Linked DNA regions of Mus musculus: regions 2, 3, 4, 5, 6 and 7 are each linked to region 1. Evidence: chromatin loops called from intact Hi-C (ENCODE). Cell type or tissue: heart. All regions are shown on one strand.

Region 1 (4,000 bases):
AGGAGGAGGAGGAAGAGGAGGAGGAGGCTGAAAAGTCCATGTAAGGCCAGAGGAAGGCCCCTTATGGCCAGGACTTCTCTCTCTGCTGGCCTGAGACACTGGAGGGCTGTGGCTATCAGTGTATGGACATGACTTTCTCGGACTTTAATGAGGCTTAGTTACTTTCCATTAATGGCTGGCTCTTTCTTTTCCATCTGCCTAGATGTATTGGGATGACATTGTAATTTAAACTTTCTCTGAGCAGAAGTGCACTCTGAGATCCCAGTGACACCAGTATCCAGAAGAACCCGGTACCTGGCCTAGGCCAGGGCTCCCCAGACTCTTTGATGAGCCCCTGCTAACCACACCCTCCCTGGAAGAGAGGCACATTGGTCAGGAGACATCTGGACTGTATCTTCCCTTTCCATGGTCTGAGTATCTGGGATGCAGGAATTCTTCCTCTGCTGCCTCTGAGCCTGATTCTCCCATGATTACCTCGTGGGCTTGCATTTCTAGCACAATACCCTTGTGCTTGGCTTTTGTGTTGAAGAGGCTGGGGGCTGCTTGCCTGGGACAGTGTAGATTGATCTCACACATGCCAATCTGGGTGACTATGGTTTGTTGAAAATCCTAAGGAGCCTGGGCAGGGATGGCAGGCAGGTTTCTCAGTGTCTGGTATGCGTTCCAGGAGTCTAGCCAACCCTGCAGTTCATGAATAGAGTGCATTCGTTAATAGAATTTTCTTTTACTGATTCATTTAGCTTTCAATTAGCATATAAAATGATGGAACGCAGGTCAAATTTCATAATGTTTCCCTCATGGTGATTCTCCTTCCCAACTCTGCCTGCCTCCAACACTTCCTCCCTCTGGTGGCCAGTCACCCTTGGAAAGTTCTGGTTCCCTTGTACCATCCCTTGGGGCTTGAGAGATGATGGTTCTGTGGCTAAGAACCATTGTGTCTCCTCCAAGAGGCCCTGCTCATAGCCACCTGCAACTCCCATCTCTAGGGGATGCAAGGCACTCTCCTGGCCTCCACAGGCAGCCCCCATTCCCCAGACACCTCGCATGCCCTGCATATAAAAATAAATCTTAAAAAATCGTATTTTTAAAGCAAAAACCCCTCCAAAGTATTTCATATATTTTACTCTTTGAAAATTTCATGTTTATATAATGTACTTTGATCATAGCCATCCACCGTTTTCTCCCTCTAGCTCCCCCTGCTGGCTCAGTTTTTCACTTTACAGCAAGCAGCTCCTCCCTGGGCCCTTGGTGTTAAACATAAGCAGGCACAGTTTTGCCTGTGGCTCCTCACCCAGTCATGTGCTGGGCTGATCTGTAGGTTTGATGTGTTTTCTTCTCTTTGGAGCCTCAATTGTGACCGGAATGCAGGAGTGTGGTGCCCCCACCCCACCCTACCCCATATATATATATATATATGCACATGTATATACATGCACATGAGGACCAATCCTCCCTATTTCCACTTAGGAATTGAATGCCAGAGCTCACACGCTGACAAAGCTCTTTCAGAGGTTGAGATCTCTAGAACCTTCTAGAAGTCATCTGGTCTTAGGTTTGGATTCCATCTTCCCAGATCACCCTTGCCAACCATAAGAAGGTAAGTATCATGGCAACGGCTACAGCATCAGCTGCTGATTCTTGTGCTGACCCACTGCCATCTCCACTATAACCACCTTCAAAGCCCTTGCCACCATCATTACAAACCCCCATCAGCACCAATCATTTACTCAGCAAACACTTGCTGTACATCTCTCTCGGGCTTGTGGTATACATATTAGGACGAAACCGTCTCCTGAGAACTTACACTTCAGGCGCTAAAGTTTGGGACCTGAAACCATAAGAAGGAAATTATCAAAAACGCTAGGATTCGATATGCACTATGGAAAGGAAGCAGAGAGCGGTAACGGCTGGAGGGCGGGGCCAGTGGCAGGCTACAGTTTCCTACAGCATGGTCAGCGGCAAAGACTGAGTCAAGATCAAAGTGAGGGATTTGACGGTACTCTCATCGTTCTTACTGAATTATTATTATTGTGTGATTTTTATACACGAAACACTTAATAAAAACAGTTTGGGAAGAGTCTGAAATGGCAAGGACAGACCTTCAACTTAAGGTTTAACTGTATGAACATTTCATGACGCTTTGGAGGATCCTTGCTGGGTTTCTTTCACAATGCTGCCCCCCAGTGTTCAGTGAGAGTAGTGCAGGATCAGGAATTCAAGCACTTACTGTGAGTCCCAAATTTCTCACCCAGATATTAGCAAACTATATTAAAGTTCTCAAATATACAAAAATATTATGAAATAAATATGTTTTAAATTTCAAATCCTCACAAGGGTGAAGCCACATTAAAAGGGACAGATTCACCTGAAATTCCCACAATTTGTAAAACTATAAGTAAAATAAAATTTATTAATTATATCAATAGTCATATGCACTTGTGATATTTATGGACACTATGTGTCACAAAATAGGCTGGTTATTCCCTTTAATTTTCTGTTAAACTTCACAATGTTTGATAAGGGAAGTATTAAAGCATTTTATATGAGACTCAAAAGATCATTAATACTCTATTCCTGGAACATATACATTAAGACTAATTAAAATGAGATTTACTTAGTTTCAACCCAAGGGACTAGATGTGATGGCGTCTTTCTTAAGCATCTAGAAAACATGCATGTTAAATTTCATAGTAAGTACTAAGTAAAAAGGGGTTGCTGGACATACCCTTAGTTAGAAACAACATTTGCATCCAACCCCCACACCAGCACCATGCTTTAAGAAAAAACAACAGACTCACCCTCGTGCAAGTTTGGAAAGAGACAGGTTGTCCATCCTGGAGGTGCAAAAGAGAAAGCCTTGGGCTTAAACTTAATGTAAAAGGGATAAAGTAACAGGACTCCAAAAGGCTTCTGAAGACCAGGGACTTAGACAAATGGAAATGCGAACTGTATGCTTAGACTGAAAGATTCCAAGTCGTAAACATAGCCAAGTAAAATGTAAGGTGAATGGGGCCATAATGCAATCGCCCATAAGGATTTGTGGAGGAGAGAACGAAGTTTATTACTTCTAAGGCTCACAAAAACATGAGTCTTTCATACTAAATTCATGATGAGCAGAGCTAATAATTATCTATCCTATACTTCAAAGTTACTGAGAATACATTTAAAATATTTTTTTCCTACAAAAACAAGAATGTGAAGTGATTTGTACATTAACTAAATTTGACCATCCTACATTATATTCATGGGAGGGTGTTTTGGTTAGGGTTTTACTGCTGTGAACAGATACCATGACCAAGGCAAGTCTTATAAAAAACAACATTTACTTGGGGCTGGCTTACAGGTTCAGAGGTTCAGTCCATTGTCATCAAGGTGGGAGCATGGCAGTATCCAGGCAGGCATGGTACAGGAGGAGCTGAGAGTTCTATGTCTTCATCCAAAGGCTGCTAGTGGAAGACTGACTTCCAGGCAACTAGGGTGAGGGTCTTATACCCACACCCACAGTGACACACCCATTCCAACCAGGTCACACCTATTCCAACAAGGCCACACCTCCAGATGGTGCCACTCCCTGGTCCAAGGATATTCAAACCATCACAGAGGGTCATGGTGGCGTATGCTTATAATGCCAGGCTTTGGAGGCTGAAGTAGAAAGACCATAGTTTATGGCCAACCTAGGCAACACAGGGGCGGTCTTAAAACAAAAACAAGACTCACCATGTACTCCCATAATACACTCAATTACTATTGGTCAATTCAAAAAAGAATAGCTAGAAAACCTTTTCTAGGAAGAATCATGAGATAGGATAATTCTACCAATTATTAAAACGTTGTGAAATTATAAGCATTTGAGCAAATTAGACAGATCAGTGGGAAGTATCTGAAAGGAGAGTCAAGAGGCAGGTTCATGCACATAGATTTTCCTGTATCATTATTATTAATTATGATTATTTTAAGAGATGTATCTTATTTTATTTTATACATGAGTGTTTGCCTGCAT
Region 2 (4,000 bases), 130 kb before region 1:
CTAGATGAAGATTTACTATGGGTCCCTGGGATATCAGAGTAGGCATGCCTCTGTCACTCATTGTAACAACCTCAGACAGGCTCAATGCTCATGTTAGACTGTTTAGCTCTGGGGGGCAACACTGGTGTTTATCTTAAAAAGAAAAAAAAAAAACAAAAACAAAGGAAGACCCAAGCTCTTCCAGTCTAAGAACATACCCCGTCATGTATGTAGGACGCACAGGGGCCTCTCTGCCCCATCCTTGTGAGCCCTGCCTGTCTCAGTCCTCCAGTGGGTAAAGCACAAAGCTTCTAACTCCTCTCACCCCAATGAACTCAAACCAACTTTCTCCCAAAGAAGTTCAAGTACAAAGTAAATATTCATTGGTCTTCCGAATAAGCACCGTGGTGTCAGACTACCTTGTGGTAGTAGAAATCTTAAATAAGAGTAATAGCATAAAAGACATTTAAGAGTGAGCCCTGACCCCCCCCCCCCCAACCATTTTTTTTTTTTTTTAATGAAAACACAGGTTTCTTGAGACAGGACTTAGTTTCATAGGCAAGGGCTTAAAAGCAGCAACAAAATTCCCACCAGTTAGCCCCAAAGTACCTACCATTTCCCAGTAGCATCAGAGCATAGGAATACTGAGGCAGCTAGGAATGAATGAGCGGGCGCTCCTAGCATCCCTCCCTGCCTGGGACAGGAGGGGGTGGGGCTGGAAGGGAAGTCACAAGCCACTGCTTGGTCTGGGAAATCCCCGCCACATACCTCGGTTCTCTGCTACTGTGGCCTCTGAAGCTTGGAGCCCTCACTTCTCCGGAACACCTTCCCTCGGCCACCACTCAGCTATATAGGCGCTGCAGGGGGAGGGGGCCTCTCTACCGAGCTCCAGCCCTCCAAATAGGGTAGCCCTTCCCTCCACAGCAGGACCAATCAAGGGCTCCTGCATCACTCCTCCACCCTGGAAGGTTGGAGCCTCTTGTTACTCTTCACTGATAAAACCACGTGAAGATCTCGATGTTAAGACCGGCCTGGGAAGAACTACAGCCTGGGCAGCTTCCAGTGCCCACAGCCAAGGGGGCTGAAGGAAGCCTTGCTGGGTACATCTGTTGTCCTGCCCCTTAAGACCAGTCGCCAGTGACAAGGGGCCTCTTTCAGGCAACCTCATGGGAAGGGACAATTTAGAAGGACTGCCATTTGTCTGGACCCCCACCCCCATCCACCATGCCATGTTGCTGGAGCCCCCAAAAGTGGAAAAGTCACCACTTTCTCCTGGGTATGTGGGAAAAGCAGGACTGAGTGAGGAGGGAGACAAACTTGAGTGCCCGGGACTTTGGGCTTTTTTGGGGTCCCTAGGGATACTTGAGGTCAAGGTGAGCCCTAAGGCCAATAGGTTACAGATCTGTCTATATACACAGATGACGGCAGTAAAAATGTATTCCTCGAGGGCCTTCCCTACTGCGCAGGTGCAGTGGGGAGGGGAGCCAGAATCATGCCCCCGGCCCCATGGCAGGAAGCTCACAGGTACCTGTGACTGTCCCAAGGCCTTAAACACAGGGACTTTCTGGAGTGTTCCTCTTGTGATCACTACTGGAAGATGAAGTTAAAAGTGAGTTCTAGAGGTAAGGATAGGTAAGATTGTCTCAAAACAGAATGCAGCCTTTGTCTTCAACGGAACTAAATGAAGCTGCCTTTCCTGTAATGGGCAGCAGATGGCACCAGAAAAATCTACAACGAATTTTCAGCCTGAAGGTGGACTCGCCAGCTAGCTACCCCAACAGAACTAAGAGCTATTGAAGTTGTGTTGAGGACTTCTAGCTGTGCCCCCACCTCACTGCCACCTTTTTGCCTTTGTTTGTTTGTTTGTTTTATTTTAAAGGTTGATTTATTTCCTCTCTTAGAAAGATGTTTGCATTTTTTTGTAGACTTACAGACTTTCTGTGCATGTGAACAGACATGGCACAAAGACCGCCATTGTGAGGATTATTTGCAAATTAATTCAGAGAAAAACAAAATAAAACAAAAATTAAAAATGTCTAACGTTTTACTACTCGAAGACAATAATCTGTGAAATTTTGTTGGTTATATACACGCTTAAGGACATAATTAGGGTTTGCTGCATGCAGAACTGGAAAGGACCCAGAATCTTCTAGTTTAGCAACTCTGTACTAACCGTGACACAGGCTCAGACAGGTTCAAGGCCACTTAGCCTAGAGGCAATGCGTTCTGGGGCCTCATTCCTCCGTACTGCATCTATGAACCATCCCTGCTACCGCCCGCCTCCCTTGGCTTTCCAGTCCTTTTCTGAGTAGGGCTTTGACAGAGGGTGATGGGAAGCAGCGCCCAAACTGAAGACACTGCAGATTCCTCTTGATTATTAACAAAGGGCTGTTCTCAGAGGCACCAGGAAGGGTAGAAGACAGAGCATGCTGGAGAATAAAGAGGAATTCTAGAAGCTCAGGTGCTAACAAGACAAATTAGAATGTGAACCAGATGCAGAGTCTGCACATCTGGCCCTGCCTCACACATGGCCTCCCAGACCTGCCTCAAAGGACGTTGAAGAGGGAGGCTTCTGTACAGGAGCAGGGAGATCATAGCCAAGGGCATTGTCTCCCTGCCCAGACAATGGCAGGAAGGCTACCTAGGTGTAATGGACCATCCCTGGGATGTGGGTGTTCCGGGATCCCACGGGCTCTGGTACACATCTTGTGAATGTACAAATATTAGAAATTCAAGTATGTTGAGAAGTGACAAGAAAAAGGGGTAACTCCGGTATGCACAAGTGGGTCTTTATTTGATAAAGTCTTCCATTTGATTAGATCTTCGGTTAGTTAAGAACACTTAAAAATAAATAAAGCGACCATCAAGACCCAACCTCCGACATGAAATAAACTCTCCTTCAAAAGCTTCCTGTGTGAGATCACTCTCTGCATTGTGCCAAGGAGGAGAATAGAATGGCTTAGCCCCTCCTCTCGTCCCCTCTAGAGTTCAATTAATTAATCTTATTTCCATGCTGCTCTCAACCATTCAGACCCCCCAAGCTTCTCCGACCTCATAAGGATCACATTCCACCATGGATCTCAGCAAAGATACTGAGGTCCCTGGCCTCTGCTGAGCCAGCCCTCTCTCAAGCCTCCTGTGACTCCAGCCCTATGCAGCTCGGTGAACTAAGCATCTACCACCACCCTCTCATATGCAACTCCCCAATAATACCTGTCCCTCCTGTATCTGTCAGCTCCTGACATTTGGGGGGGACCCCACTGGGCAATGACTAAGTGTCCTGGTTGCTCACAATCCATCGGATCCTGGTTTTCCATGATTTTGCTTCAGGTCATGCAGCCTTTCTTTAGAGGAGAGCTGGGCAGCCATATTAGCCAGTTTTCCTGTTTCCACCGTGCTCAGTGGGTCCCATCTGCTTCCTTGGCCTCACAAACCAGGCTGTGATGCTATTGCTGCTTCTTTAAAAGTCCTTCCAGCTCAAGTGGCTTGGATGCTGAGCATCCCTGATTGCCAGGTGTTCAGTACTGGGTCGTTATTAAGGTCCCACCTAGGCTGGATGTGGATTTTCCCCTTCCTGTTTATGAAAGGTCAGTCTGCAAGGGTATCCATTATCTTCTTCACCTCACTCTTCTCCTCCTTATTATCCAACTCTTCTCAGGCTAACCGGCTCTGGATCTGAGGAAGGACTCTTTAGCATGCATCTAATTTGCATTCTTTTGCCATTGTCACAGTTGACAATGACAATTGGTTCCCACATCCATTCATGAGGTGCCACAGGTCCCATGGTCATAGCTGCTACAATCAAGGCTTATCAAATGCTACTGAGCACATATACTTGGGAGTTTAGAGTTCCATACATGCTCTTCCCCTGAAATAGTATAAAGCATTGTAAGTGTGCAGTGGCTGTTTTGAATGCTCAGGCAAGTGTTAACATATTAATTGGTGGCCTACCAGAAACACTAACAAAGTGTTTAGGGCTGTAAAGGTAATTGGCTAAGAACAGCAAGGTTGGTGCCCGAGA
Region 3 (4,000 bases), 290 kb before region 1:
CCATCTCTCTCATGGGCCACCTTTTAGTTTCCTGGTCTGAACACACACTTATAAAATTACTTATGTTTAAAATTAGAAGCAATGTGCGCAGGAGAGATAGCCTTATTTGTCTTACCTCACTTGATATGTTTTCTAAATTCTTAGAGAAAAAGCAACAAAAAAGATATTACATTAATAAAATGAGATGTTTTCAAGTGCGTACTCATTTTTTTTTAAACTGCATGTGTGTTTGTGTGCATATATGTGTGTGCATGGGCATGTAGAGGCCAGAGGACAACCTTGGGTGCCATCCAGCAATGTCATTTCCTTTGAGATAGGGGTCTCTCACTGGCCTGTAGCTCACCAGTCAGGCTAAACCAGCTGACCAGCAAGTCCTAGGGACCATCCTCACTCCCTCCCCAGTGCTGGGTCACAACCATGTGCCACCATGCCTGGCTTCTTATCTTTGAAAGGGGTTCTGAGGGTCTAACTTGGGCTTCAGGTTCACAGTTAGCCCTTTATTTAAAAAGCCATTTTTCTAGTCTCTCCCATGATGGTCCTAGCCCCTTCTTTCAACAGGATTTCTCTGTATAGTCTTGGCTGTCCTGGAGCTAGCTCTGTAGATCCACCTGCCCTTCCCAGAGCGCTGAATTTAAAGCCATATGCCACCATGCCCAGCTGGTAATTTCTGATGAATTAAATCTTTTCATTGCATTTGTCCAAGTTTACTCTTTTAATTGTTTTGACTTATTTTTTTGTCTTGAATTTAACCCTACACAGTTGGTAAGAACAGAGCTGCTCACTTGCCTCTTACTACACTGAGAGAGACATAAGTAGAGCTTAAATACAGGCAAACATGAACAGCACAGGAGTCCCACTGTAGAGATTAACAGGAGTGCTCTGCCTGCACGCACAGCTCTTCCCTCGACACAGGTGCAGTGTGGGTCTAGCCGGTGGGAAATCCTGTGAGGCAGGTTTGTGTTAGGCTGTGGGAGTATCATAGTTTATTTGTACCATTTTTGTTTCTTCAAGGTCTATTTAATTTTATGCTTAGATGTGTTTTGTCTGTCTGTCTCTCTCTGTGTCCATCTGTGTGTGTGTGTGTGTGTGTGTGTGTGTGTGTGTGTGTGTATCCCTGTCCTATGAAGTCATCATAGAGGCCAGAGGAGGGCATTGGATCCTTCAGGTCTGAAGTTCTAGTGATTGTGAGCCACCCTGTGGTGCTTGGAGCTAAATTCTGGTACTTTGCAAGAACAGTTGGTGCTGTTAACCAGGGAGCCGGCTCCACAGCCCTTTCTCATTTCTGCTTCTGAGTTCCTCTACATCCTTGCAGCGCCTCTTCTCTGGAATCCCCAGAGCATTCTGACTAATGCTTGGCTCCCTGGGTCCACTGACGCTTCAGTGGGTGGCATGCGGGGATCAGTGTCCTGGCCCTCTGGGGTCCCATTCTTCTCCAGGCTTCTCCTGCTCCAGGAGTCTTCTCCTCTGGCCCCATGGCCTCTTTTCCCTCCACACAACAGCAATTTCATCAAGAAATTGGACAGTGGCCCTCTCTGTTCTCCTGGTTCTTCTCTCTCTGGCCGAGGGTCCCCTCTTCTCAGGTGTGCAGCTCTGCTGGCAGAGCCTCTTCTGCCTCTCACCTGAGCCTGTCTGTGTTCCCTCTGGTCTGGGCAGTCTACTCTAAGAGATGGGGACAGATGAGGGAACGTCCCAGGAGGGGAGGTGCTCCCTGCCTCACTTCAGTGCCTGCTGGCCCTGTGATGGAATCAAGACTAGGAAGGGTAGTCTGTCTGTCTGTCTGTCTGTGCAGTCTTTTCCTCCTCTGGGACTGTAGATAGGTCCTGTCTTCCACACCCCAGGGACTTGGGTTGTGTGGTTTGTTGTGAGAGCTTATTTTTGTTGACTTTGCTTACTTTGTAATGATGGGGTCCTGCCGTGGCATCACTGCAATTCTTTAAGTTTTGCAATCTGATGTCTTTGGGCTCTGATAGGGGGAAAGAAAAACTGTCAGTGAGTAGAAGTAATCTCCCTTTCCACTGAGCTGGCAGCAGCAAGGGCAGACTTGCTCATCTGAACTGTCTGAAAAGATAGGTTTTAATTTCTCTTCTTTGTCTGGGTTTGAGAAATACAACCGCAGCAGCTGCTGGGATTCTATGACAGACCCAGCCTGCTCTGAAGAAGCCTGCTGCAAGACTGGTTTCAAGACGATAATGGAGGCCTGCAGTAACTGCTTGTCACCAGGCGGTGGCTGTTGTGTAATACAAATAGCATTTGATGAGGTGCGGTTAGTTATACAATTTTGGCCAGCTCGTGTGGGATATAAGAGCTGAAATTACTTCAGCACCTGAAAGCAGCTCCTGCTGCACCTCAGGACAGTCACAGACTGCACAGGCGTGGTGGGTCGCACACTGACTGGAGGACGGTTTTGTGGATAGACTGAGATTCCGTTGAAGGTATGACCATTGCTTGGTATAAGAGCTCTGCTTTGGGGGATGAGTTCTGAGGCTTATTGGACTGTGTCTGAATATGTCTGTGCCTGTTTCTTATGTGCATTTGTGACCGTGTGGATACCTATGTGGCCATATGTCTGTTTCTCTCTCTCTCTTTCTCTCTCTCTCTCTCTCTCTCTCTCTCTCTGTCTTTCTCTCTCTCTCTCTGTATGTGTGTGTGAGAGAGAGAGAGAGAGAGAGAGAGAGATGCATATACACGTGTTTTTATGAGGGAGACAGAGACAAGACTGTAGTGTAGGTGGGTGAATAGTTTATAGTTCAGGTTCATCCAGATGTGTTACTAGAAATGTCTAGACTTCCTCAGTGCTGTCAGGGACTATTTAAAACTTGGTGACTGAACACTAGCATTTTTGCAACTGTCAGAAGGCAGTGCCCCTGGTCATACACGTGAGAGCCAGTGCAGAGCATGACAGGCTGTCTGTAGCAATGAAGCGTCACCTGACTTCCTGGTCTTAAGTCCTGTTGGGACTAGCAGGGCTCTGTGTGTTCTGTCTGTTTCCTTCTTACAGCCTTTTAGAACTTTGGAGAAAAGCAAGAATAAAAACAAAAGGAAATGTAAATAACAAATTTCATAAAGAGCTGGGGCCTCTTTTATAATGGAGTACATTAATTTTTTAAAAATCCTTACAAATTATAGGTTTTTAGATTTTAAGAAGATTTGGTTTGAGAGTTTAAAGAAAATTATGATTACTGTGGTGTCTGACTCTAAGTGATTCCAGTTTCTGTGTTAGGCTGGTATTATTATTATTATTATTATTATTAACATAGGGTTTTGTAATGTTACCATGGCTTGCCTTGAGTTTTCAGTCTTGAAAGCTTGCTGGGCTGGGCAGTGGTGGCACACGCCTTTAATCCCAGCACTTGGGAGGCAGAGACAGGTGGATTTTTTAGTTCGAGGCCAGCCTGGTCTACAGAGTGAGTTCCAGGACAGCGAGGGCTACACAGAGAAACCCTATCTTGAGGGGGAAAAAAAAAGGAAAAAGAAAGCTTGCTTGGGCTTAGAATTGTGTGCCACTGGAAAAAAAATACCTTGAAAAGGATTTCTTAGGGATCCCTGTGGTGGAGGGAGGGTGACAAGGGCAACAAAAGTAATTGCAGTGTAGTTTAGGCAAACCATAGCATCAATCCCTTAGGAAAATACCTTATCTAGGAAAAATCTGCAGATGAAGTGCAGTCTAGGTGGGTGGGCAGGAAAAGATAGAGGTTTACAGATGGAGGGGGAATCAAGAGAACTGAGCAGGCAAAAATCTAGCAAAAGTAGGTAGACGTGTGAATAAACTAGGGTGTAAGTAAGTGGAGAGGGGCTCTCTGGGATTATGAGAAGGAGGTTTGACTTTGACGTTTGTTACAAGGAAAAGATAGGAACATCCCAATGAGGACTGGTGTGGTCCAAAGAGGAGCTCAGAGGGATGGGTCAGAAATGCTTCTCCAATAGGCATGGCTTCTCTCGGTGGGGGAGTAGAGGTGGAGAGCCGCCCAGAGCTCACTGGTGTGCTCCTCCTTAGAGGGAG
Region 4 (4,000 bases), 400 kb after region 1:
GAGCAAGCCAGTACTTGGTGGTCCTCTGTGGTTTCAGCCTCTGCTCCTGTCCTGAGTTCCTGCCGTGACTTTTCTCAGTGTGCTGACTACCATCGGGATACGTGAGCCCAAAAAAATCCTTCAGCCTCCACAGGTGCTTCTGGTCAGTGTGTAACTACAGCACCTGAGACTCAAACTAAGACACAAGGGCATTTAAATTTGAGAACCATTTAATATAAATGTTGTCTTTAAGAAAATAAACAGAAAAGAATGTCTTCCTCCTGAATACAAAGACAACCCCCATTTGTAAGTCCACCTGTATCTTCACTCCAACCTGTGGGTGGAAAGTTAAATTTGAGTTTTAGTTCCTGAATTCTTTTTTCCACTGCTGAGATGCCATATATTCAATGATTATATCGTTCTATTTTCCTTTTAATTTTCCACCACTGAATTCCTCCTTAAAATTGTGTGTGTGTGTGAGAGAGAGAGAGAGAGAGAGAGAGAGAGAGAGAGAGAGATTTGTTACATCCAAAGTATCTAACTACTGATTCCTTTTTGCCCGAGGGATCTCACTCCTAAACTCAATGTTAAATATGATGAAGACAGCTGTAGTCAAGACAGGATGGCTCTTGATATTCCAGCAATAGCACGTCATTGTCTATTTGTCTATAGCCTATGAGGCCTGTGTCATTACTAATATAAAAATGTTGGTGATTCGCAGTCCCCCAGGACTCACAGACTCAAATCTGTCAGATCGCACCTTCAGCATCAGTGATGTACCAACATCGGGGTTCTCACGAAGTCCGTGATGGACAGGACCCTAGCAGCCCTCTGTATGGTGGTCTGTATGGTTTTCATATCTCTGGTAACGGCACCCTCTCTCCCAGATTCCTAGCACATGATGAGCCTCTAATCTTTTAGCCCCAACCTCTCCAGAGGCCAAAACTTTTGACTCCTGAGCAGACCTAATTTCCCTGTTTGGGGAGGGGCTTCTGTAGTTAAGCTAGTCACAGCAGCTGCTCTGGAAGAAGACCCAGGTTCAGGTCTTCACATTCTCATCCACAAGGCAGCTTATAACTCCAGTGCTCCCTCCTGGCTTCTAAGAGCATCAGGCACATATTCAGTGTACTTACTTAGTACTGGCAAAATACACACTCATACACATAAAATAAAAAGTAAACCAACTCATGTTTATTGTTTTCTTTAAACAAGGACTTTTTCCCAACTTCCTTTGAAGCCAAAACCTCGGACACAATTCTGGACGAGGCACAGGTCAATGTGTGCAGTGGCACAGGAGCAATGTGTGCAGCCGCTCCTGGGATACTTCTTTCTTCTATAGAAGACGAGATTGGCACCACCCTTGTTCATTCCTCCAGTTCTCCCTTGGACATGATGCCTGGATCTGGACTAGTGATGCTACAGCCATGAGATAACACATGTGGGGACAACATCAACATGGCAGGATAATGAAGCAGAAATAGAGACAGCCTGGGTGCCTGATGCCACTGCCACCGTAAAACCACACCAGGCTGGCAATTTTTAACAGCTGGATTTCTTCAGGTAGCAAAAAGAGAAAAAAAAAAAACTTACGTTTTTCAATGCCATCTCATCAGATGTTTTTTTGGTTTTTGGTTTTTTTGGTTTTTTGGTTTTTTTGGTTTTTTTTTTTTTTTTTTTTTAGGTATTTTCCTCATTTACATTTCCCATCAGATGTTTTTGTTGCCTGCAGCTAACCATTCTCCTAACTGACGCATACCGTTTAGAAGAATAACTCTTTATACGTCAGGGTTTACAACTATGAATATTGCCTTTAGCAAGTTTGTCAGTCAGTTCTCTGTTTCAATAACCAATACCTGGAATAAATCACGCGGAAGGAAGAAAGCGGTTTTTTGGTTGGTTTGTTGCGTGACTTCAGCAATTTCAGTTCAGGGTTGCTTAACTCTGTTGGGGTGGGTGAGTCAGATCCTTGTATCACAGCAGGAGAGCGTCATAAAGGAGGCCTGCTCCTTACATGGCATCCAGGAAATAGCAAGTCTGAGTCTTAATAACCCCCTATGAGGTCATGTCCCCGGTGACCTAGTTTCCTTCACCTAGGTCCAGTCTCCCAAAGGTTTTGTGCTTTTAGAGCCAGGCATTTAACTCAAGAACTTTTTTTGGAAGCCACTTCAGACAGAACTATATGAAGAGAGAACATATTGCAGGGAGATATAGAAGAAACATATGAACAATATAACTTAAAATTGTGGTAAATGAAAAAATAAACAAAAAGAACACAGGTCATCAAAACTAGTCTCTGCTATGAAATAATAGGGCTCCCCCTATTATTTCATAGCAAGATAAAAAAAATGCAAAATCACCAATGATCTCAAAATGTCCACTAGGAGGCAGTAGAGCCTCCTTTCTGATTATGCTCACTCCGGCTCCCAAATGTGAACTTTCTGCTTCCAAGCTGCACCTTACAATTAGAAATCTTTGACCACAGCATTTGACTGTGACCCTGAACACCCCGAGAGTGCCGGCATTGCGCTTAAGGTCCGAGCCCCGCCCCTCCAGTCCTCCACTGTCTGCTGCCTTCCTGCTCCTCCAGCCTCACCCGGTTGCTTCTCCCTTCACTCTCTCCATTCCACGTTCTTTTTGGTTCCTTGGGCCGACAAACTCTTGCTTGCAAAGATGAGGGTACCCTTTGATATATTCCAGGGCCCCCTTTCTCCTCAGTCACCTTAGTCCTCCAACCCCGCCCACATCTGGGAACCCAAGTGAGAGTAACCGGAGAGGAAGTCTCTACTGACTCCTAGTGGACCTATTGAGAACGTTTGTGATTATAGGGTCTGCTCAGATGCTAATCTCGCCTGACAAAAGTCCACCTCCAAGTTTGCTGGAGAATCTCCTGAGTCTCATTTCTTCTCCCAGCGTCCCTCTCTCTGCCCAGAAGACCCACCCTCCACTTCCTGCCCAGTTATTAGCCGTCAGATTTTTATTACAGCCAAGCAGATACAATTCTAGATTGCCTTAGGCCAGTGAGGAATAACAACTACTTACAAAATATAAGACCGGTGAGGGGCCATAGAAGTAATAACACCAAGCTGCAGCTAGTATTTAGCTCTCTGCCTCTGCAGAATTAATAGAATCCAGAAACACACAAAGGTATCCCAACAGTGTATCCCAATAGCCCAGGCTTGCTATGTAGCCTAGAACTCACAGACCTCTTGCCTCAGCTTCCTGGAAGCTGACATCACAAGTGTTTTGACACTGCCTTGCTTTGATTATTGACTGATTTCTTTTCCCCCAGAGACCTAGACTTTCTTTTTACAGTTTTGCGAAAATGCAAAGGACACATTCTCACCATCTTATCACTTCGACCAAAAAGGGATTGTGATTCCTCCTTTTTTAAACTAATGGATAGTAATTGTACAAAGCAATAGACTTTATGTGACTTTTTTTTACACACGCACATAAGGCACTTTGAAGATAGGCTCTTGTTACCCTTTCTTACCATGTCCCCTCCCTTCACTCACGCCCTTGATGGTCCCACCTCTTTCTTCCTTCCTTCCCCCTGCTGAGTCTCCTGTTAGAGAGTAAGCATGCCATGTATCTTTCTGAGTCTGGTTTTCACATAATATGAAGAACAAGTTCCATCCATTTTCTTGAAATTATTTTTGTCCTTTTTTGTATTATTATTACTCTGTGTGTGTGTGTGTGTGTGAGAGAGAGAGAGAGAGAGAGAGAGAGAGAGATGTGATGAGGAAGTCAGAAGACAACTTTGATGTCTTCTGTCCTTCCACCATGCCATCCAGGCATAGACTCCATCTGACAGGCTTCCCTGGCAAGGGCTCTTACCTGCTGAGCCACCTCACTGGTGTTGTCTTGTTCTTCTTTATTGCTGAGTAGAATTCACAGTGTATATACACCACATTTCCCAGGTTGATGCCATAACCTTGTATTGTGAATAATATCTCACAAGCACTAGTGTGCAGGTGTCTATATGGCAAACTGAGTTTGAGTCTTTTGGGTACACACCCAG
Region 5 (4,000 bases), 660 kb before region 1:
ACAGCCCTTCTGTTGAGCATAGCACAGCCACCTTTTTGGTTAGAGCTAATTCCTTTAAGCTTGCTTTATTTATTTATTTATTTATTTATTTATTTATTTTTAAAGATAAGGTGTAGCTCTGGCTGGCCTGGAACTCACAGAGATCCTTCTGTCTCTGCTCCCAAGGGCTGGGATTAAAGGTGTGTAGCACCATGCCTGATCTTTAAGTATATTAGCTGAAGCTCTTCCTCCAGAAAATTAATCGTTCATTCACCTATGTGTGCAACGGTGGCTTGGTTTCCATGGCACCGTTGTATACAACCACCTGCTATCAAGAGGGAGTCATTTCAGAGCAGAGGTTTTGAGGGATCTGCAGTCATGGAAATAAGTTCTCTGGCATGACCAAAGATGAGCATGGCTTTAAAAAGTCAAAAGTCAAAACCACAGGAGGGAAGAAGAGATCTAAGATATTGGGAAGGTTATTTATATGAGTATCCAAACAGCCAGACAGGAATAGTACCAAGGAGAATATTGAGAATAGAGATGTCCCCTCAAAATATGACACTCCAGGGGTAGGTGATGGCCATGTAGGTTTGGTTTGATATATTCTGCTGTGGATTTCACACAATATTTCCTGCATGCTCTTGTGTTGAACAGTTTATCTTCACTTGCTGATGCCATTTGAGATGTGATTGGAAACTTCAGTAGATGGGACCTAAGGTCACAGGGGGCTTCTGAAAGATGTACCTGCTTCCTGGTCACCATGAGGTAAACAGCCTGCTCTTCCACAAGCTTCCACTACCACAACGTTCTCCATAAGATGGAGTCCAGAAACACAGGCTCCCTAGTGCCTAGAGATGTGACCCAGTGGTAGTGTCTGGCTTGCATAAACAAGGCCCCAGGTTTACTACCTTGCACTGAAAAAAAAATCACTATTTTGCTGAAGTTTTTGTCACAGATATGAAAATCCTGACTAACACACATTGAGACCATACAATATACAAAGTTGGAGGTTTTAGCAACAAGGTAGAAAAAATATTTCTGGGGGTTGGTTATGCACACCTAATCCTAGTATTTGGAAAGCACAAGCAGGAGGCTTGTCAAGAGTTCAAGGTTAGTCTGGACTTTGTGTGGGTCCCGTGCCAGCCTGGGCTAAAAGTAAGACACTATATATCACAAAACACTTGATGAGTCCTTGGATGTGGCCTAGGTTCCCACCTAAGCAATAAAGATCCAATTGATGTTGAGTTTAACCACATCTGTTGCATGCTGGTTGGTGCAGGGGGTCTTGTAGCTGATTAACTGAGTGGTAACCAGCTGAGCAGCTGACTAAGGCGTTAAGTTACGGTCTGTTTCTCACCTCCAATTTTCTAAAACGTCTGATCGCATTGCTGTCTAAAGTTCTTAGAACTTGTGCTGATTCTGAGAACTGCCAGATTTGAGATCCTGTTTTTGCTTTATTTTGTTTTTCTTTGCTCAGACAAATGTCCTAAATTAATTGGTCCAGGGAACATCCAAAAGTAGCAATGGGAAGCAAAAAGATGCATCCCTGCAGTTTTAGTCCCTGGGATGCTAATGAGGGATGGGGAAGGCAAAGGAGTCACCACTAGAGGGCAGCAGAAGACGAAGGTGCCCCCAGAGTCAGGTTCTCAAAGGAGCCAGAGGATGAAATAAACTCAGATCATCTCTGGATTACAATGGTTCCATAGATACCTTTGGAAAACTGTATGTTGAAAATAATATTTAAAAGCAATACACATTTAAAAACCATACTTTGATAGGGGATGCATTAGTTACTGAGGGAGGACTTATTTTGGCTTCATAGCTTCATGGCATCACTAGTAGGAAGACGTGGTTGGAGCAGCTTGCTTCTCAGCTGAGGAAGCCTGTGGCTGGGCTCTTGACATCTCAGCAGATCTGCAGGCGAAGATCTAGACTGAACTGGAGGTAAGATAGCCTTCCCTGGATGTTAGCATCAGCGAGACAGGTCCTACATCCTAAAGGTCCCACAGCCTCTCAAAATGGTGCTATCAGCTAGAGACCAAGTGTTCAAACACATGAGCCTGTGGAGGACACTCTATACTCAAACCAAAACAGGGGTCATACTAGGATGGCAGATTAGTAGCAGCCTTTGTATGATTGTGTGGTACAGAGGTTGATAGAAATCAGAGAGACAACGGACAGAGTCTATACCAAAAACAGAAAGAGAGGAAAGGATCTGATAGCACAAGCGAGATCACAGGAGAATCAAAGACTTCCATAGTATAAGCCAGGGCTACTCTGACTCAAAAGAGTCCGTCCTAGCCCAGGATACAACCACAGTCCCAAGAAGCTTTAAAGCCTGTTGGGGGGCTGTGCTGTGTAATACTGCATTGGTTAAGTTTCTGCTGCTGTGATGAAACACCATGAGCAAGGTAACTTTTAGAAGAAAGAGTTTATTTAGGCTCACAGTCTGAGAGGGTTATAGTAGAGTCCATAATAGCAGTGATGCATGACAAGTCACAAGCATGATGGCCAGAACAGGATGCTGACAACTGACACCTTGAACTGCAAGTGCTAAGCAAAGAGTGAACAGGAAATAGAGTGAGGCTCTGAGCTCTCCAAGCCCACCCCAGGATACCAACTTCCTCCAGCAAGGCTGTGTTCCCAAAACTTCCCCAAGCGGTTCCCCACCAACTGGGGAGCAAACACTCAAATGCCTGAGCCTATAAGCACATTTCTCATCCAAACTGCCACGTATTCCAAAACCTGGAAACAGAAAAGAAATGGACAGATTTCTAGACACACATATGACCTTCCACATTGAGAAGGTATGAACCACATAGATCTATAGTGAACAATGAAATTAAGGCAGTAACATGCCACTCAACAAACAGGAGCTCAGGCTGGATTCATTCACAGCCGACTTCTACTAATCCCTAAATAAGGACTAATAGCAATGTTCTCCAAGCTATTTCATGAAATACAAAGGGACACTCCAAGCTCAGCCTATGTGGCCAGTATTACCCCGAGACTAAAGCTGGATAAAGACAAAAACTATAGATCGTCTTTTCCTGATAAACACAGATACACTCTCAGTAAAGTGCTGGCAAACTGAATTCAACAGCACATAGAAAGTGTGACTCACCATGAACAGGATATTCTTATTCCAGGGGAACAAGGATGTTTCAGCACATGCGGTGTAATAATGTGATGGTTTGAATACATTTGGCCCCCATAGATTCACATATTTGAATGCTTGGCCATCCTGAGTGGCACTATTAGGAGGTGTGGCCTTATTGGAAGAGGTATAGCCTTCTTAGAGGAGGCATGTCACTATGAAGGTGGGCTTTGAGGTCTCCTGTGCTCAGGCTCCACACTGTGCCAAAAAATAGTCTCCCGCTGGCTGCCTTTGTATCATGATGTAGGACTCTCGGCTCCTCCAGCACCGTGTCTGCCTGGATGCTGCCCTGCCTCCCACCATGATAACAAAGGATTGAACCTCTGAAACACTAAGGCAGCCCCAATTAAATGTTTGTCTTTACAAGAGTTGCCTTGGTCATGGTGTCTCTTCACAGCAATAAAACCCAAACCAAGAAAAATAGCATTTCAATATAGAGGTAGGCTCAGAAATCACATGATCATCACAATTGATCAGAAAGGATTTTAACAAAGTTCAAATCTTTTCATGACAAAAATCCTCTGTTAAAGCTAGGAGTAGAAGGAACATGTCGTAACATAATGAAAGATGGGCAAACCAAATGTATAGCCTACATTATACCAAGTGTAGAAGGCACTGAGAGCATCTCCCCTAAAGCCAGGACTCTCACTTCTCTTTCAGCATCATGACTGAATGCTTAGCAAGAGAAAGACATAGAAAGGAAGCAAGTGAGAAAGGAAGAAAAGAAATCATCTTTATCAACACTCTACCAGAAGTCTTGGTGGTCTGAGAAGACTATACAGCCACGGCCACTGCCCAGAAAGCTGCCAAGATGTGGGAATCCCCAGTGAGCAGAGACAGGGACAGAGGCACATGGTAGCC
Region 6 (4,000 bases), 120 kb before region 1:
CACTAATTCTCTTGACTAGGAGAACTCCTTAGGAGTGATAGAGGGTAGCTGAGCCTGAGAGGTAGGAAGAATTCCATGCATCAGCTAGGGCTACTTAAGATCCTATCAGAAATCCCCCTTACAAACAAAGGGAAAGAAACCAGAGAGCCTGAGATTCCTTTGCCAGGTTCTGCACCCTCCCTTGATGACTCCGCCAAATGCCTGTCCAAGGCTAGGGGAGTACAGGTGACTCGAACCTTGGCATCTTTGATTTTCAGCTTCTGGTTTTCCGCTTAGCAGCCATTTATCACCTGGGAGCTTGCAGACCCCACAGACTCTGGGAACTACAGAGCCCACCCAGGCCTGCAGTCTCAGGGCCCGTGTTTAACTAGCCTAAGTGACCTAGGCACATGTCAGTTCCAGAAGCCTGCATTGGCGGGATGGCTTTCATGTGGACTAATTAAACCTCTCAGTAACGGTGGACCTCAGGACTAGGCTGGGCTTCATGGCTTTCACACAGCAGGGCTCACCCACACCCTCCACATGCCTTTTGTCATTTGCCCAATTCTCTCCTTCTAAGGGAGTATTCCCAGACAGATATCTGGTCACTTTGTGTGTCAGAGCTGGGCAGCCTTCGGTTTCTTGATTTTCCAGAAGGGCAGGAGATTTCTCTGGATAATGTCTGCATCAGCAACATGTTATTATCTGGGAATTTGTTAGAAACGTACATTTCCAGGCCCCATCCCCAGTCTCAGGAATCAGAAACTCTATGGGTGGGACCCATCACATTGTATAGCAAGTTCCCAGGGGTTTCAGATATAGTTTCCAGTGTGTGGACATACAAGGCCTTGTGCTTGATGGGTTCAGCACAGCATCATCTAGGAACTTATAAGACCCAGGAGTTGGGACCAGCAGAGTCATACGTACAATACGTACAGGTTCAAGGAGCCCTACTCCATTCAAGAGGCATCCTACAAATCCATGAAAGCCAGCCAGATGGTGGTTTTCCTGGACAATGTGGGTGGAACTCATAGATGGAAATAGGGTAGAGCAGCCAAATTCCAGTGTGGAGTAGAGTTCTGGGTAGCAAGAGAGGTCACCTGCTGTACTTGGAAAATGATCACAAATTGTTCGGGTTAGCTGGTCAGGTCAGGCTGTGAGTCTGGAAAAGCTGGGGTCCTGAATTAAGGTTCCTGATAAAGTAGATAGTTGTACAGATCTTTTTCCTTCAAAGGCAGAGGGCACCTTGAAGTCCTTGAAGGAGAAGGGAAGATAAAGTCGGTGCCTGGCTGTTCTCTAGAACACTCTGTTGGGGACAGATAAGGACAGTCATATTTACTTAAGTTCTTAAAAAAAAAACCCTCTCTGTGGGTATGTTCATGTGTGGGTGCATGCAGAGGTTAGAGGTCTTGGGTGTCATTCTTCAGAAGCCATCTACTTTGTTTTTGTGACAGGTCCTCTCATTGTTCATTGTCCCGGAGCCCCTTGAGCAGGCTAGGTTGGCTAGCCAGCAAGTCCACTTCCCCAGTGCTTGCTGCAGTTCAAGTGAACACTATCATGTCTGACTTTTAAATGTGGGTTCTGGGGATCGAGTGGTCCTGTCCTTTATGTTTGCCAAGCAAGCCCAGACAGAGCTGTCTCCCTAGCAGTCGTTATTCTTTAAGTAAAAATTCTTTCTGTAGAATCTGCAGTTCTTGAAAGGTGGGCCAGCTAGGTGGTGACCCCAGTTGCTCATTCTGACGTGGTCTTCTCGTTTAGTGGAGCAGCTGAGAAAATTATGACTGCCAATGAAGAGTTTACTTCTAAATAAGTAGGAAAATGCCCAAAAGGTAGCATGAAAATGGTTAAACTTTCGTTAAGGATTGATCCTGAAGGGTATTTTCAGTTAAGTCAAGCTTTTGAGTTTGTGTTGTTTGTTTAGTTTTGCAATTAATGCTGTCTCAAGGCATTATCTTTTCATTCCTGGTACAAAGTCGACTGACTGACTGAGTCCTGCAGGAGGTGGGCATCAATGCCTCAGCATCCTCTACCGTTGTACCCTGTCCAACGGAGCAGGTGAACCAGTGTGGTCAGACCTGTTCTGGTCAAAGCTGCCACCTTACACTGCTGACTGATCTAGTAGCATCGAAAGACACCCCCAAGTACCCCCATCCCCCACTACCTTCTGTGTACTCCTCCCTGACTTTAAGAAAAAGCACTTGCCCAGATCTTTGTCTTTAGGCTTCTTTTCTGCTTGGTGGAGTTGCTCCCCAAGAGCTCTCCTATATGACCTGTGAATATCAGGACTGTCTTAATTCTGTGAGTGGGATTTTCCCCAGCAGGGTTGGGTGATCCTTACGGGCCTGCAGGTGGCGCTATCACGTTGTGGTTTCCACCACTTCTTCAAGTTTCATGCCTTTGTACATGATGGCTGCTCAGGAAAATCCCTAGTAGTGAGCATCATATAGCTGCACTGGTGCCTTCCCACAATGGACACCTGCACCATGAGCCTGTGCCTTCTCACAATGGACACCTGCACCATGAGCCCGTGCCTTCCCTTACAATGGACACAGGTATGCAAAGTGAATTGCAAGTGTGGCCTTTTGGGCCAAAAGGTTGAGCCTGAAATTGCAAAATCTGAGCTATGAGGGCTTAAAACAGGCACTTTGGAGCTTAAGTTTCATTTTAATCAAGAAAATCTATTTCTAAGATGTGTAGACCTGTAATCCCAGCACTCAGGAGGCAAGGGGCAAGCAGATCTCTGTAAGTTCAAAGCCAGCCTGTTTGACATAGTGAGTTCCAAGGACAACCAGGACTATGTAAAAATATCCTGTCTCAAAAGAAAAAACAAAAAAACAAAAAACAGTTATGTCTGAGCCAGGTATGGGAGTTAGCATTTACAATGCCAGCACAAGAAAGACTGGGGCAGGAGAAACAGTTTGGGCTCAAGTCCAGTCTAGATTACCTGGTGAGTTCCAGAATAGCCTTTGACGTTCAGTAAGAAAAATTAACATGATCTCAAAATAATTAAGGATTGAGGTGTAGATCAGTATGTCCAAACAAATGGGGAAGAAGGGAGGGGAGGGAGAGAGAGGAGAGGAAAAAATGAATCTGGATTCAGGACAAAAACCACTCCCCCTGGAGTTGAAGCAGTGGCTGTTCTTTCAGAGTACCTAGTTTGAGTCCCCAAACCCACAGTGGCTCACAACCATTTGTAACTTCAGTTCCAGGGGATCTGATCTGTCTTTTGACCTCTGAGGGCAATGTATGTGGTGAACAGTCATATATGTAGGCAAAAACACTGATACACATTGAAAAGAAAAGGAAACAAACCTCTTCCCGAGCAGGAGAACTCTACTCCCCACCCCCTTGTCTCCTCTCCCCACCCCTCCTCCCCAGGAGTGCTTTTGTGTTTCAGCAGGGCTAAGTATAACTTAGGGGAAGATGCAAAGCCAGTGGAAACAAGACAGGACCAGAGGTAAGACCCGAGGCCCCTCAGGGACAGGGATGTGAAATGAGCCCAAGCCACCCTGGCGATAAACAGTGGACTCGGAGCATTGGAGAGAGAACAAACCCCGCCAGGTGTTCATCATAGCTTCTATTTAATGTCAGTCTGATAGCAAACATTTATAAACTTTTTATATGACAAAACAAAATACATGCAAAGTTACAAATATAGAAAACGTGAAGTACATGCAGATTCAAAGACCAGCTAGGGGTCTGCTTTGGAATCCTACGGAACTGAGTGCACGCTGAAAGCCCAAGGGTCACACGGTAAGCATTTAGTACTGGATGGAACGGCCAGGGCGTCCCATACTTCAGATGTTTTAAAAAGAAGACATAAGCTTGAAGTTATGTTTTATATATTCTATACAGAAAATCCACAGTGCAAGCTGAAGCTATCGCAGTTTATGTCTGCTGGGGTAAAAAGCAACTTCAGGAACAAATTTTGCCTGATTTAAACAATGCTAGCAGAATTTCTTTCCCACTTTGGAATGGAGCCTACTTCTCTTATCTGCAGCCTAAGAGAATGTTTAGATTG
Region 7 (4,000 bases), 420 kb before region 1:
GCAAAGAGCTGGGTGGCAATTATATTACAGAAGGGGTGATGCCACAAAGGAGGGGAAATGCCAATATCACAGAAGGGTGCAAAATGCCGAGGCAACCTCTGTTCCAGGTCACCTCAATGCCATTTATTGATTTACAGACAGCTGGGAACATATAAACACAAGCTCCTGCTGGATGTGGTAGTATGGCACAGACCTTTAATCCCAGCACTCTGGAGGCAGAGGCAGCTGGATCTCAGAGTTTGAGGTCAGCCTGGTCTACAGAGTGAGTCCTAGTAGATCCAAGACACAGACCCTTCTCAGACAGACAAACAAAAACCAAGCCCAGTTGTGTGGTCCTGTGATCCCTTTTTTTTCTGCTTTATTACACATAGCTCTGTGTATCCAAGGAAGTCAGCCACATTTTCTCCAGTGTCCAATTTGGAGGCCTCACTGTGGCTAGCACTCCACATCAGCTATACCCTCAACTGTACCTGCCTCATTTATCACATCATAAGTGGACTCTTCTACCTCAACTCTACCTGCCTTGTTTATCACATCATAGACGGACTCTTCTATCCTGTGCAGGTCCACAGAGCATCCCAAGACTCCTGCCTGGGCTAGAATCCCTCTCTAATAGCCCTTGAGGAATGACCCTAATCACACTAGTAATCTGATCTAGGTGGCTAATTCGGATACACAAAATACCTCTTATCAAGCCAAAATCAGACTTGCATGCATTGACTATAATTGTATTCTTTGGTGCTTTACAAAAAGGTCTAAATCTCCATAGTGATGGGGAACTTTTTTAAGATAAAAAACCTTATGCATACATGTGAGTATATGGCACATAGGCATGGGTGTGCACAGAGCCCAGATGCCCAGGAGCTGGAAGTACCAGCTATTGAGCTTCTCACATGGGTACTGGGAACCAGACTCAAGTGTTCTGAAGAGTGGTACATGCTCTTATCCTCTGAGCTATCTCTCCAGCCCCTGCTAACGATTTCTTTTTCTAAGACCTTGTGCACAGAACTCTCATGAATTCTATATTATTTTAATCTCTGCAAAAGTCCTGTGTTAGGAAAAAAAAATTCCAAAGCTTAAATTAATGCCTTAGGGGTTGAACAAGGAAAGAAATGGGGGCAGGCATGTGTATAGTAGAAGCAGTAGAAACCAAGCCCCCTATCAAATGAGTATTTGCCTAAAAGCAGCCTGTTCTCTTTTCTGTTAGATAAACTAGTTGACACAGTAATTGTCACTTTCCAGGAAAATTACACTATTACACTTTCCAGGAAATCCAAAGCAGAAACTACCTCTGTCGCTTTTGGTGGTGTTCATGTGATGAAGAGTCCAGACCCATTCCCTGGCATTGTGGTCGAAAGTACCACCTGTGGCCAGTTGACCACTTCCATTCTTTCTGGAGGTACAACAAGAAAAGATGGCATGGTCACTGAGGAGCAGAGGTTGCAAACTAATGGTCACTGGTTGCCTTGCATTTAAGAAAAAGACTTAAGTGGTGTTGGTGTTTGACTTTTCTTTAAAAGGAGATTAGCCAGGCAGTGGTGGTGCACCCCTTTAATCCCAGCACTGGGGGTGGGGGGGGGGGCAGAGGCAGGTGGATTTCTGAGTTCAAGGCCAGCTTGAACAGAGTGAGTTCCAGGACAGCCAGGGCTACACAGAGAAACCCTGTCTCGAAAAAGAAAACAAAACAAAAAACAAACAAAAAAAAGATTGCCAGGCCTCTTGAAGCAGGTTGTAAAGGTGGCTTTACCTGAGCAAGGATCCCCAATTCACTGTAGTCCCAGGTCAGCTGGCCATTTATTATTTCTTTATACAGCCTACAAATATCCCTCTAACAACCGTTCATCAAATGGAGAGTATGACATTTTCCTTTCAGTATGAACAGGTGGGCAGTTCTCTGAGTTGAGGCTTCCCTGTGTGGCCTTCCACCGATTGCCATGACAGCCAACTACCCTTCAAACCATCGGATCTATCTGAAGAGTCAGGTCTCTGCTGGGACCGTGTGCTTCATCCCGTGGGTCCAGACCTGGGCTGGGCAGCAAGCCCAGGGGAGCTTCTTGGTGTAATACAAAGGAACCGGAACTAGAAGAGCATAGCGTGGCTTCTGGCCTTACATGTCACTTGCCAATCATCGTTAATTACCCTTTAGCTTTTGACCTGTCATCTTAATCTTATCCTTTCTTGTTCCAAAGGTGTGTGGTTTATGGTTTAATGCCTTGGGAGAAAAGGGCAGATTCTTAATTATGAGGGGTTGGACAAATTACCTGAGTGTCACTTGCTTTAGAAAGTGGGGTAAACTAATTCCTCCATTAAAGGGACATTGGCAGGGTTCATTGAGCCAGTTTGGGGGTGGCGTGGCAGGGCTATTGCACGTACCTAGACCGTCATCATTCAGGAAGTGAAACTGCTGCTGGAAAAGTGAAGGTCGATCCTTTAGGGGTGGGGCCTGGAGTAGGGCCAAGGATGCTGGACAGCTCACCTGCCATCCCTGCCCTCCTGAGGAACGTGTTCTATTACAGAGTCACCCCAGAGACAGGGCCTCTTTCCTAGATGGGACAGGAGGGTGTAAGGTAGTCCTTTGCCTGTATCTGACTGGACTGGGCCTTCATGTGACCCAGACTGAGACAGGACCTTGCAGAGAAAACCGTGGAGATGAGGTGTGCCTCGGCAGCACATCTGACCTCTCCGGAAACTAGTCCTTTATGTTTCCACCCCTCTGCTTTACCCTCTCTTGTCCCTTGCTACTTGAAAGTTGTCTTAGTTTTCTGTGGCTGTGAAGAGATACTGAGACCAAGGCAACTTGTAGAAGAAAAAGTTTATCCGGGGCTTGGAGCTTGCTTAATTTCAGAGGGTTAGAGTTTATGACCATCATGGCGGCAAGCAGGCGTGGCAGGACACTCGAGCAGTAACTGAGAGCTTACATCTAAGCCCCCAGCTCAAGGCAGAGAAAAAGAGAGCTAACTAGGAATGTTATGACCTAGTGATAGACCTCCTAGTCCTTCCTAACCAACTGTATGTAGACTGGTCTCAATAACTAGTCTATATAAGCCTATGGGCCATTCTCATTCAAACCACCAAGGAAGCTGTGTTCTGAATCAACAGCGTGGCAGACTCCCCTTGGGAGCTTGTGAGGACAGCAGCATTGTCACAGGACCCAGAGGTTTTCATTATCCCTAAGCGTTCTGCACCTCATAGTCCATTTCCTGTCCTTGGGGCTAGACCCCCTTCCAGCAATGCTAATGGTGGGGGAGGAGAGAATTCAGGAACTCTACTCCTTGTGAGCTATCATTGCTCTAAAATGAATGGTGGAGCAGAGGTGGGGAAGCTTCACAGACAGAAACAAGGAAGGAAAGGCTCTGGGAAAGCTTTAATGAGCAGTGAGAAACCGAGACAGAGTCCCAGAGTAGGAACTGAGCAGGGTGTGCAATTTCTCATCCAAGGGAGGCAGGAACAGCTCTCGTGAGATAGCAGGAGTTCGTCCTGATTTTTGGAGGCTTTGGCTGTCCTCATCTGTAAGTCTGACAGCCCCATTCTTCCATCCCTTGCAGGAACTTGAGAAAAAGCTGTCTAGAAAATGCTCCAGCCTGAGGTAAATCCTTGGAGAAGGTTCCCTCTGGAGTTAATAGAATCTGCAGCTTGCCCTGAGTCTACCCTCCACCCCCCTCGGGACTACTGTCTCCTAAAGCTGAGAATGGGAGCAGCCAAATCCCCAGCAGCCTAGGAGCGTTCATGGCCTGGCCGAAGTACACAGGTGCTGGGTGTGACCAGAGGACAAGCAGCCAGATGACAAGCCAGGCCACCTGCCCTTGTGTCTGTGACTTTTATTTCTGCAGAGTTGATGGGACCCAGGGTCTCACATAGATTAGACAATTGCTCCACCACAGGCCCCAGCCTTGAGTGTTAGTTTTGTATCCTGAAATTTGACTTTGTTGATTCTAGTAGCTTCGGGGAGTAGCTTTTGTATTGACGTCTATATTGAGGTCATGACATCTGCAAATTGACT

What was found. Peaks named below come from ENCODE experiments on the same cell type or tissue, not always from the same donor. Only the 100,000 strongest peaks of a DNase experiment are listed, where the experiment ranks them.
Region 2: it touches region 1 in a loop (5-fold over the local background); 41 of 42 quality-filtered maps call a loop at or near these places.
Region 3: it touches region 1 in a loop (7-fold over the local background); 22 of 42 quality-filtered maps call a loop at or near these places.
Region 4: it touches region 1 in a loop (2.6-fold over the local background); 12 of 42 quality-filtered maps call a loop at or near these places.
Region 5: it touches region 1 in a loop (2.5-fold over the local background); 3 of 42 quality-filtered maps call a loop at or near these places.
Region 6: it touches region 1 in a loop (4-fold over the local background); 41 of 42 quality-filtered maps call a loop at or near these places.
Region 7: a loop joins it to region 1, with 8 times the contacts of the local background. A loop is called at or near these places in 22 of 42 quality-filtered maps.

What each region holds. Positions count from the first base shown.
Region 1 is chr2:131,818,427-131,822,426 of GRCm38, reverse strand. It overlaps 5330413P13Rik (RIKEN cDNA 5330413P13 gene), which reads left to right. Exons shown (of 3, transcript NR_029381.1): 3 at 1-2,421. Among named protein-coding and RNA genes, the nearest start is that of 5330413P13Rik, 27 kb to the left of the region's middle. In heart, CTCF peaks have their summits at 991, 1,203 (motif pointing left) and 2,185 (motif pointing left); a DNase peak (open chromatin) is centred at 1,236; H3K4me3 peaks cover 476 bases; H3K27ac peaks cover 670 bases.
Region 2 is chr2:131,947,663-131,951,662 of GRCm38, reverse strand. All of the region lies in intron 3 of Prn (prion protein readthrough transcript), which reads right to left. It overlaps Prnd (prion like protein doppel), which reads right to left and starts at 802. Exons shown (of 2, transcript NM_023043.3): 1 at 748-802. In heart, a CTCF peak has its summit at 1,686 (motif pointing right); no DNase peak of the experiment used is centred here; H3K4me3 peaks cover 617 bases; H3K27me3 peaks cover 488 bases.
Region 3 is chr2:132,109,774-132,113,773 of GRCm38, reverse strand. All of the region lies in intron 1 of Slc23a2 (solute carrier family 23 (nucleobase transporters), member 2), which reads left to right. Among named protein-coding and RNA genes, the nearest start is that of Gm14051, 32 kb to the left of the region's middle. In heart, a CTCF peak has its summit at 2,216; DNase peaks (open chromatin) are centred at 1,513, 2,233 and 2,903; H3K27ac peaks cover 304 bases.
Region 4 is chr2:131,421,739-131,425,738 of GRCm38, reverse strand. No RefSeq gene overlaps it. Among named protein-coding and RNA genes, the nearest start is that of Smox, 68 kb to the left of the region's middle. In heart, CTCF peaks have their summits at 2,387 (motif pointing right) and 2,747; a DNase peak (open chromatin) is centred at 2,698; H3K4me3 peaks cover 867 bases; H3K27ac peaks cover 460 bases.
Region 5 is chr2:132,483,238-132,487,237 of GRCm38, reverse strand. Gm14095 (a long non-coding RNA gene) reads left to right here and starts at 637. Exons shown (of 3, transcript XR_866754.2): 1 at 637-747; 2 at 1,805-1,926; 3 at 3,800-4,000. In heart, a CTCF peak has its summit at 1,586 (motif pointing right); no DNase peak of the experiment used is centred here.
Region 6 is chr2:131,937,973-131,941,972 of GRCm38, reverse strand. All of the region lies in intron 2 of Prn (prion protein readthrough transcript), which reads right to left. Prnp (prion protein) reads right to left here. Exons shown (of 3, transcript NM_011170.3): 3 at 3,537-4,000. Among named protein-coding and RNA genes, the nearest start is that of Prnd, 11 kb to the left of the region's middle. In heart, a CTCF peak has its summit at 2,312 (motif pointing right); no DNase peak of the experiment used is centred here.
Region 7 is chr2:132,234,649-132,238,648 of GRCm38, reverse strand. No RefSeq gene overlaps it. Among named protein-coding and RNA genes, the nearest start is that of Tmem230, 11 kb to the left of the region's middle. In heart, no CTCF peak of the experiment used is centred here; no DNase peak of the experiment used is centred here.